2 separate regions of the Homo sapiens genome follow, and region 1 is linked to region 2. The links are chromatin loops, found by intact Hi-C in ENCODE. Cell type or tissue: tibial artery. All regions are shown on one strand. Links, peaks and the distances in the headings refer to the core of each region. The heading gives the core; the rest is flanking DNA.

Evidence for each region. Peaks named below come from ENCODE experiments on the same cell type or tissue, not always from the same donor. Only the 100,000 strongest peaks of a DNase experiment are listed, where the experiment ranks them.
Region 1: it touches region 2 in a loop (4-fold over the local background); 1 of 110 quality-filtered maps calls a loop at or near these places.

Annotation. Positions count from the first base shown.
Region 1 is chr1:40,674,433-40,679,808 of GRCh38, reverse strand. It overlaps a transcript of RIMS3 not described here. Among named protein-coding and RNA genes, the nearest start is that of RIMS3, 11 kb to the right of the region's middle. In tibial artery, for the core only: no CTCF peak of the experiment used is centred there; no DNase peak of the experiment used is centred there.
Region 2 is chr1:40,760,798-40,766,173 of GRCh38, reverse strand. It overlaps NFYC (nuclear transcription factor Y subunit gamma), which reads right to left. Exons shown (of 10, transcript NM_014223.5): 7 at 3,128-3,286. Among named protein-coding and RNA genes, the nearest start is that of MIR30C1, 6.2 kb to the right of the region's middle. RefSeq lists enhancers at 1,661-1,760, 1,861-1,910. In tibial artery, for the core only: no CTCF peak of the experiment used is centred there; a DNase peak (open chromatin) is centred at 2,323.

The DNA.
Region 1 (5,376 bases), core at 326-5,325, 87 kb after region 2:
TGCATGTTTTCTTAATTGTGATTAGTAAGTAAGAGGGAGTCCATGTGCCCGCCTTCCCAGCAAAAATCCTGAGATTCATTCTGATTGGACTGGCTGAGTTCACATGACCACTCTGACCCATCATTCTGGCCAGTGGATTGAGTCCCCTGATTTGGCTCAGCCCTGCTCTACCCAAGGAAGTTACCTTCCTGAAAATACATGAATCCTGGAAAGGAAATCAGGGCCTATTGTTAAATAGAAAGGGAAAAATGGAGAAATAAAGCAGATGACGAGTGCAAATACTATTGAATGTTTCAACTAATGTCCAATACATATGGCCTTTAAGGTACCCACATTAGCTGAAAGGTTCAATAGTATTTGCACTAGTCATTTGCCTATTTGCTTTGAGCTCCACTCTATCTTTCCCACTCTGGACCCTGAAAACTACATTCCCCAGACACTTCTTGCCAGCTGGCTTCCTGTCATATTTGGTCAATGGGAAGTACAGGTGGGAAATTGTGTGCCTGGGGAGGGGATGGTGGGAGGAGAGGTGAAGCCATTGTTCTCTCTGCTTCTGCTGGAGGCTCTGGCAGCAGCTGGTAGTTATGGGCTTGGAGACCTTCAGCCTTTCCAGCAGTGGTGGTAGTGGGTTCCTTGCCAGGCTCCAGCAGTGTTGGTGGTATGGAGGGGCAGCAGTTGGGTAGCTGCAGGCCCCAGTGACCTCTGGCAGTTCTGTTAGCATAATTGCAAAAGCAGTGCTTCAGTAGTGTTAGCAACAAGTGCACTTTGGGGTCTAGCGACACTTTCCCTTTTGATTCTCCAGGTCTTGGAGTGTTAGAACTTCTTGCATCTATTAATCTCTAGTCTACCCAACTTTACCAGCTTTGCTCCTTCAGGCTTTCTAACAGATTTCTAACCAGTTCTCTGACACCAATTCCCTCTGTTTGAAATTCCAATCACTTGTTTTCTTGTCTTCACCCAGACTGACACAGCGTTCCTCTGGCCATCAGATGAGCTAACTGCAATTACTAACTTCCCAGCTGTGCATCTACAGTTGTTGTGCTGGGTGGTACCATAAGAGCTGCCCGCTAAGCTTTCAGCTGAGGCACTGGGCAAGGGGTGAGCGCCGACTCTGGAGCAAGCACAGGGAAAGCTGCTACTCCCTTCTGCTTCCTCACCTGTCCCCAGCTATTAGAACTGTGTTATGGAGAGCTTACTGCTTGCCTCCCAAGATAACTTGACTCCATGTTGTGGCTGAGAGGGATGGGCTCTGGAATGACCAGGTGGGAATGCAGCAATGAGCACAGTTGGCAAGGAGGCCCAAAACAGAGGGGCCGGGGAAGGATGTCCTTGCTGCAGAGTAGAGTTTAGGGAGGGAGGAGAGAAAGAGACTATTACCTTCCTTTTTTTGTTTGTTTGTTTGAGATGGAGTCTCACTCTGTCACCCAGGATGGAGCACAGTGGTGCAATCTCAGCTCACCGCAACCTCCACCTACCAGGTTCAAGCGATTTTCCTGCCTCAGCCTCCCAGGTAGCTGGGATTACAGGCGTGCGCCACTACACCAAGCTAATTTTTGTATTTTTAGTAGAGACGGGGTTTCACCATGTGGGCCAGGACAGTCTTGAACTCCTGACCTCAAGTGATCCACCCGCCTTGGCCTCCCAAAGTGCTGGGATTACAGGCATAAGCCACCGCACCTGGCCCTGCTTCCTTTTTTTTAGAGATACTGAGGGAGGGATAGACTGATGGTTCTCAACCTTTTCTGTCTTCTGCCAAGTGTTCCATAAGAAAAACAAGAAAACAGTGTTTTCCAACAGAATTTATTCTTGCCATTACCCAAGGAACAGTATTGAAAACATTACATCCAACCTAGCTTACTTCTGTGACCTCCTGGTGCTTCGCAAGCCACTGTGGGACAGCTAAGTCTCTGTAGAGGGTACAGGTTAAGATTATGAATGATCCCTGCAGGCACCAAAGGGGCATACATGTCAAGAACACGACTTTTCTTCAAGGTCCCTTGCCTTGGCTAGCAGTGTGCAAAATAGGGTTGGGCAGGTCTTGAGAAAATGACTATAAACATTAAGTGTGATCCTTTTTTTTTAATTAATTATTTATTTATTTATTATTTTTTGAGATGTAATCTCGCTCTGTCACCCAGGCTGGAGTGCAGTGGTGTGATCTCAGCTCACTGCAAGCTCCGCCTCCTGGGTTCACGCCATTCTCCTGCCTCAGCCTCCCAAGTAGCTGGGACTACGGGCGCCCGCCACCATGCCTGGCTAATTTTTTGTATTTTTAGTGAAGACGGGGTTTCACCGTGTTAGCCAGGATGGTCTCGATCTCCTGACCTCGTGATCCGCCTGCCTTGGCCTCCCAAAGTGCTGGGATTACAGGCATGAGCCACCGCACCCGGCCAAGTGTGATCCTTGATTGTAAGCCTTATAGATCCTACTGAGCCATCAACCTGCTTTGTGACCTTGGGCAAGTCACTTAATCAAGTTCAATCTCAATATTTCCACCTTATATTAGGCCGGCACGGTGGCTCACACCTGTAATCCCAGCACTCTGGGAGGCTGAGGCGGGCAGATCACCTGAGGTCAGGAGTTCGAGACCAGCCTGGCCAACATGGTGAAACCCCATTTCTACTAAAAATAATTTTTAAAAAATTAGCTGGGCATGGTGGTGCACACCTGTGATCCCAGCTATTCAGGTTGTTGAGGCAGGAAAATCACTTGAACCTGGGAGGCAGAGGTTGCAGTGAGCTGAGATTGCACCACTGCACTCCAGCCTGGGTGACAGAGAGAGACTCTATCTCAAAAAAAAAAAAAAATTCCACCTGTTTTTAAAAAAGGCATAGGAATAATTTATTTTACATTATTTGAAAATAAATTGTCCTAAGGGGGTAGAGGGAATGGGAGAAGTGATAGATATTATCCAGGTATTATCCTCTGCCTCTCCTTCTTGTCCATCCTGCCTGAGTTTTTTTCATCAAGTAAGATGATAAGTGTTAAAATGCTCTGAAAAGTGCAAAACACCATACAAAAGCAAGGGAGTATTATTATCAACATAGTTGTTAGCTTAGGAGGATGAAGGCAGGGCACAGGCTCAGAGCCAAACAGCTGGAAGGCAGGAAATCTTAATACCAAAGAAGGAAACTTTTTTTGTTCAAATTCTTCCTGGAGTGGCACTTTTTTTTAGAGCAGATTTGGCACTGAAATCCTCTGAAATGCTGAAGTGGGTCCAGAAAAGTATTAAGGGGGTACGTAGGGCATTCAGGAGCCAAAAGACACTGGAGAAACACCAGCCCTGGTTCCTCAGTTCCTTTGTGATCCAACAAAAGATACAATCGAAGGAGGAGTCGAATTGTATCAGCGGGTCTCAGGTTCAAAGCCAGGTGGGTGTTGGATCCTCTAACAGGCTCTTTAACCAGCCACCACGCTATTTTGGGAGCCAGGATGTCAGGGGCACTCTGTAACTAATACTGAACTCAGGTGCCAACAACCTAAAAACCATCCCCTCTACACAGTGTTCAGAAAGAACACTGACCTGGAGAGGACTTTAGAGACAATCTAGTCAGACCGAGGCTCAGAGAGGGGCAGGGACTTGCCAAGATAACACAGTAGAGTCAGGCTCATTGGGCTGCAGAAGCCCACCCAATTTAGCTCAAGTACAAAGGAGTTTCTTGTAAAGACTGGAACTGAAAGGCAGGATGAAGGATAGAGGTCTAGGACTCACTGGTCTATTTATTCTCTATCTTCTCACCACTCCTCATCACTGGATAGGATTGCTCCTTCCCCCTCTACCTACAGTCAGGCTTCTGCCTTCTCTTGGTCTCTGATCCTACTTCTCTGGGCCTGCACATGGCTTTCCTGGCCAAGACCTACTTGTCTATGACTTTTTTTTTTTGACAGGGTCTTGCTCTGTCACCCAGGCTGGAGTACAGTGCCACGATCATCACTCACTGCAACCTCTGCATCCTGGGCTCAAACAATCTTCCTGCCTCAGCCTCCCAAGTAGCTGGGACTACAGGCATGTGTCACTATGCCTGGCTAATTTTTTTTTTTTTTTTTTTTGAGATGGAGTTTCACTCTTGTTTCCCAGGCTGGAGTGCAATGGCACGATCTCAGCTCACCGCAACCTCCGCCTCCCAGGTTCAAGTGATTCTCCTGCCTCAGCCTCCTGAGTAGCTGAGATTACAGGTGTGTACCACCACGACTGGCTAATTTTTGTATTTTTAGTAGAGACAGGGTTTCACCATGTTTGCCAGGCTGGTCTCGAACTCCTGACCTTAGGTGATCCTCCTGTCTCAACCTCCCAAAGTGCTGGGATTACAGGCATGAGCCACCGTACCCAGCCTAATTTTTATATTTTTTGTAGAGACAGGGCTTTGCCATGTTGCTTAGGCTGGTCATGAATTCCTGGACTCAAGTGATCCACTTGCCTCAGCCTCCCAACCGGTTGGAATTACAGGCATGAGCCACCATACCTGGCTGTCTCTGACTTCTCTACTTCAACTCCTTCTGCCACCTGACAATTTCTTTCCTTTTTTTTTTTTCCTGAGACAGGGTCTCACTCTATCACCCAGGCTGTAGTGCAGTGGCATGGCACGATCTTGGCTCACTGCCACCTCTGCCTCCCAGGCTCAAATGATCCTCCCACCTCAGCCTCCAAAGTAGCTGAGAATACAGGCATGCACCACCATGCTTGGCTAATTAAAAAAAATTTTTTTTCCTTTCGTAGAGACAAAGTCTCACTGTTGTCCAGGCTGGTCTTGAGCTCCTGGGCTTAACTGATCCTCCCACCTTGACCTCTCGAAGTTCTGGGGTTTTGTGTGTGAGGCGCCATGCCTGGGACAACAATGTCTTTCTCTTCCTTGGTTCAATAAAGCCTCGAATCAGCCCATCTTAGATTGTTGTGCTAGGTTGTCTTAGTTCATTTTGTGCTGCTATATCAGAATATCTGAAACTAGGTAATTTATAAGGTATAGAAATATATTTCTTACAGCTCTAAAGCCTGGTAAGTCTAAGGTTTAGGGGTGCACACCTGGCAAGGGCCTTCTTGCTGTGTATTCCATGGCAGCAGGTGAAGGGCAAGAGAGCAAGACAGCATGAGAGGGACAGAGAGAAGGGGAGAGAGAAAGAGAGAGAGAAGAAGAAATGGGGTTGAATGCATCCTTTTATCAGGAACCCACTCCCTCAATATCGTCATTAATTTATTTATGATGGCAGAGTCCCCATGACCTAATCACCTCCTGAAGGTCCCTCCTCTCAACACTGTTGCCTTGGGGATTAAGTTTCCAGCACATGAACCTTGGGGAACACATTCACACCATAGTATACACCATTGGTCAGAGGACAGCAGCTAATATATTAAATGGTGACCCTTGACTCCGGTGCTGG
Region 2 (5,376 bases), core at 171-5,170:
CCAAAGCAAACAGCCATCATTCCGCATCATAGCCCTCACACTGCCCTGCCCCATGCTGCACATTTTGGAGGCAAAAGCTGGACTGCTTAACCATCTCTGTCCCCAAGAGCCAGGCTGGATGGGGGTCTGTGGGGCTTTTAGGATCTTTGGTGTTCAGCACTAGCTTCTGGCCAAACACCTCCCAAGGGGAAGCAGAATCAATAAACCTTTCATAGAAAACCCCATCATGGGAAACCAAAGCTACGAAAGCGCCCTTAGAGTCTCTCATGCTTACGATTAAATCTCAGATAATACAATAATACCACATGCTGCATTTAATTGTGTGCTAAAAGCCTTAACTCAGGCTCTTAATGCTCCAGTGTACCATGAAAGTATTAGTGTTTTGAGCTGGGGATGAAAAGAGGACCAAGGCGGTTACCACATCAGAGAACTGTAGCTCAGCAAAGATGATGGTCAGCAGAGGAGGACTGCAGACATTCACACCCTCAATTTAGAGGAAATGAAAGGGGTTCTGGGAGCATGGATAGACTAGGTCTCTATCTGCGGGGTCCAGAAACCACCTGCCCTGGCTGCCCAGCCTGCCTTTGTTGCAAGGGGAAGCTTCTTGTGGCTAACAGGCAAGTATTGCCTCTGCTCTGGAGCAAATTTCCCTCTGGCCTTCAAGAGCTAACTTCACTGCAGGACTCTTCCATGAGGAAAATGCTAATGGGATGAAGCTGCATTCCTGCACGCAGTGTTCAATCAAAATGCTTCTCTGAGACTTCCAGCCTCACAGAATTTGAACTACCGAGAAAAAACGACCTCTCAAGTTCACGGTAGACCATTCCAGAATTGCCCACTTGAGGCAAGATGGAGGGACACCCAATCTAAACCCATTAAAAATCTGGTTCAAAGGAGACAGGGCAAGAGTATTAGGACCTGCAGTCATTTCTTTCCTGAGAATATGCCAAGAGAAGCTGCTGGGAGGCTGTGGTGCCAAGCCTGAATTCCCCACCTAAATCCTATAATGCAGCTTCCTGGCAACAATGTTAAGTTGCTTGTGGGGAGGAAGGCAGCTGGGCAGAAGTTTGGAAAACCTCATCTACAGAGACTGATGGTGGCTAGTTCCAGGAGTCCCCAGAACTCCAGCCAGGGATCACAAGATGAAAAACTAAAGCCTTGTCCCAGGAGTGGGAGAAGGTATACTGACAGCTACAGGGATGTTAAAATTTTCTAGCTGGGAAGAGCTCTTTGCAGAAACCCAAATGTGACTGAAAAGCTGTGAGCCAAATGGTTCCAAGCAGCTCTTCAACAAAGCAAGAAGCTTTCCTTTTTGGCCTAGGTTAAGACATTTGGTGATGATCCGTCCCTCATTCCTCTACAGCAGGACAGGTCTGGGGACCCTCATAGCTTTTTTACATTAATTACAGAGAAAATAAGCTCTGGGTTTTTGAAAGGGAAATAAAGTTTCCTTCCTGAAGCTCATCACTATTAGGAACATTCCAATGAGCTGCCTAAAGAGTCTGGAAATGAAGACTCCTACAGAAGGTGCCTGAGCCAGTGAAGATGAAGTAGTGAATTCTGCAACAAATCTTCTGGGCTAAAGCTCTGTGCCCCAGAGAGTTAAAGTATCTGCAAGGTGGAACTCTTCTCTGTCTTAAATGAACCTGTGGTGGTGCCTTCGCTTGCAAAAATGAGAACCATTCAACAGAAATCTTGGGGTTGAGGACTGAAACAATGAAGCAAGGCAGAGCTCAGTCATCTGCAATCCTGGGTATCGTAAGCACACGTGAGAGAGGTAGAGAAAGAGACATACACACTCCACTTTCCTAAGCTTTCTCTTGGCCTATTACTATGTTAACTTCAGATGAAGAACAATTCCTAAACTGATCTCAGGATACTTTTAGAGTTATTTTCACAGAGGAAGTGGTTAACCAAGTCTACGTGAGTTTCTATACCTGCCTACGTTTCATTTATGACAAAAATGGCAAAGGGCAGGGAATAGAAGGACTGCTCTGTTTCACTCACTTTCCAGTTTTGGGGGGTCAAAATGACCAATGTAAAGACTGCAAGTGTTAAGACAAGGACACATTTTACAAAAGGAGTACAAATAAAAAAGCCAACAAATCTAAGAAATGAAATCCCTCAAGGCACACAGGAAGCAGCAGTCCACAGTAAAGGAATAGATAAGTTATATGAAAGCCAAAAATACACTTTGCTGCAGGCTCCACTGGGAACTGACTCATGAATATGCAACAAGTGTATTTATGGCCTTCCCTATACGCCTCCCTCTTATCCTCTGCTAATCAAATACAGGACTGCCTCACAGGGCCTTTGGGCCTTGGCATGGGTAGTGGTTACAATGATTTCCCTGCATAGGTAGAATGAGGGGAAATCGAGAGAAGCCGCCCAATCGTGGTGAACCTGAACCTAGATTAAAGGAAAGCAGGGAACAAACACAGTGAAGCAAGTTGTGGTCAGGAACACTGGGCATATAGGTTAAAAACAAAACAAACACACACACGCATATATATAAATAAGTACTGAGGGCTGGGCGTGATGGCTCATGCCTGTAATCCCAGCACTTTGGGAGGCCGAGGCGGGCGGATCACCTGAGGTTAGGAGTTAGAGACCAGCCTGGCCAACACTGTGAAACCCCATCTCTACTAAAAATACAAAAATCAGCCGGGCATAGTGGCACGTGCCTATAATCCCAGCTACTCGGGAGGCTGAGGCAGGAGAATCGCTTGAACCTGGGAGGCGGAAGCTGCAGTGAGCTGAGATCAAGCCACTGCACTTCATCAGTCTGAGTGACACAGCAAGACCTGTCTCCTAAAAAGAAAAAAAGGATTATGCATGCGTGTGATATATATCTCTATATATATATCAAGGTATATATATAGCTACAGATATATATATCAAGGTATATATATAGCTATAGATATACATATCAAGGTATATATAGAGACATACATATATATATCAAGGTATATATATAGCTATAGATATATATATCAAGGTATATATATAGCTATAGATATACATATCAAGGTATATATAGAGATATACATATATATATCAAGGTATATATATCTTTAAGTATTTCCTTCTATAAAGTTGTAAAGACAGACCTCAGGGCAGGACTCACCGGGATCTGCTGGATCTCTCCTGTGTTAGTGATGATCTGCTGCATCACCTGCATGGTCTGTCCAGTGCCACTCTGGGCCTGTTGGGCTTGACCCTGTGGCTGAGCCTGGACAATCTGCACCTGCTGACCTTCTCCAACCTGCATTGTCACAGGTGTGGTCTGAAAGGAAGAGTTATGAGAATGCTGCGTGAGTTCAGGCTCAGAGCCCACAGGATTACCGAGAGGTTAATAACGAGCAATGTGCTGGGAGCAAACCCTCTCCATGAATGCCTAAGGTCATCTCAGTACTAGTAATAACCTACAGAGTCCTCTGGGTTTACAGCATTGCTGAAGTTACTCTCCAAAACGAAAGAAAAACCAAAAATATTTTTAGGCTCACAGTACAAATATTTGCATGGGTCCCAAACATAAATCTCTGTGCCCCAAATGCTGCAACTTTTCACAGCCCCTTTAGTGATAAGGCACATACACTACAGAAAAAATCAAAAGCAACCATGACCGTTTACTTCAGAAATAGCCAAAGTCAAGTCTGGGGCAGGTGAATTTGGAGGGGAACATTAAATGGAAAGGGTCAGTATGAATTTATTTAGTTCAGGGTCATGTGCTCTTTCTTAGGCATGTAAGACACTGAGAGAAAAATAAAGCACAGGGGTGCATCTCCAAGGCGGGCCCTAGTGCACGCTGGCTCTCACCCCATTCAAGCTGCAGAGCAATTCCTGCCCACACTGGCCAGATGGCTGCTCTGGACCACAGTATGGCTTCCCAAAGGAGAGCAAACACTGCTAACTCACTGGGCACTGTTAAGACACAGACTCTTAACTAAGTCTACCCCTAATTAATAGAATTTAAGAAAGCAAGAACTCTAACTTTCTAAAAATAGCAATCTCAGATTTAAGAAATTTCTGCCCAATGTGTATGACTTGGCAGATTCTGTCTCTCACACACAATGGTTGTAGTCCTATGAAATGTACTCTTTTGAGACGGTAAAGACACAAGCTGCCAAAAGGGTCAATTATTCTTTCAAATCTCAAACCTTTAGTACTGTTTGTGACTTTTACAGGTTACCTAGAGCAGTGAGCCTATCTGGGCTCATCTGGTGGTGGTAGTGATGGGGGGTGGCGGGGGTGTGGGCGTGGGTGGAGCCTTTTAAACTACACCTGTACACCCAATCCCTGACTTGAATTCCATCACTATCTCTCCTCACTTTGAATTAATCACCTCAATAAGAAGACTATGGAACTCTCAATGAATCATAAACTTCAACCGATGTTGCTATTCTGATGTTCTTAATTCTGACTGCATAGGTTACTGAAAATTACAACTATGCATCCAAAGTTACAAGGGAAGGGGATGTGTTCTGGGAACGACAGATGAGATTCAAGGGATTACTACGGAGAAATTACTATAAACTGGAGGAGGGCCAAAAAGAAAGACGACAGAGTGTTCTAAAAGTACATGCAGTGGGCTAGGCTAACAGAAAACATTTCTTCCATTCTTGTACCACAATTTTCAACTCAGCCTATTCCCAACCTCCAGAAATAAGTTTTCAATTTATGACAGAAAACACAGGATTAATTTTACCAAAATATGCATTCTTTCCAACTCTGCTTTAATACATATGTATTCTGTCCTACGAAGGATATTTGCACTCAACTTGAAATAGCCATCACTACGGGTCCAGGGAGGTGTGACACAGCACAAGGCCACCCTGAAGCAGCAGGATGGTGAAACAACAGCCAGGAAATGCTGGGAAGGACCAACTTCACCATCCTCACAAGCCTTATCAGCTCCAAGCTGAGCACGTCTGGGTTGGCAGAGAGGAGCACAGATGAAATTCTCGCTGACTAAAAAGAAATGCATGCTGCCAACTCATCACTGTACTGTATCAACCCAATTTTCCCGAGAGGATTTCCAAGGTATTTCTAAATCATTTCAGGAAAATGAGGGCTTGTGTTAGCATGGCAGCTGTCAAATCATGTATGGTGTGCCCTGCTGTCAGGGCACAACAGCCATGAGCTTCTTAGGATGATCAGCCAATCAGAGCCTGCCCTTGGCAGACTCCCTCTAAGTTCATTCTGTAAAGGGATAAAGCCTTTGGCAGGTAAAGTTTTCACCACTGCAGAGGCACAAGCATTAGCCAAAGAAGGTCCCTTAGGCATCATGATACAGTCGAGGCCTTGAGCCAGTGACTGAGCAGCCATTATCTTTGAACCCTCCTGCCTAGCACAGTGTCTGGCATAGAACAAGCA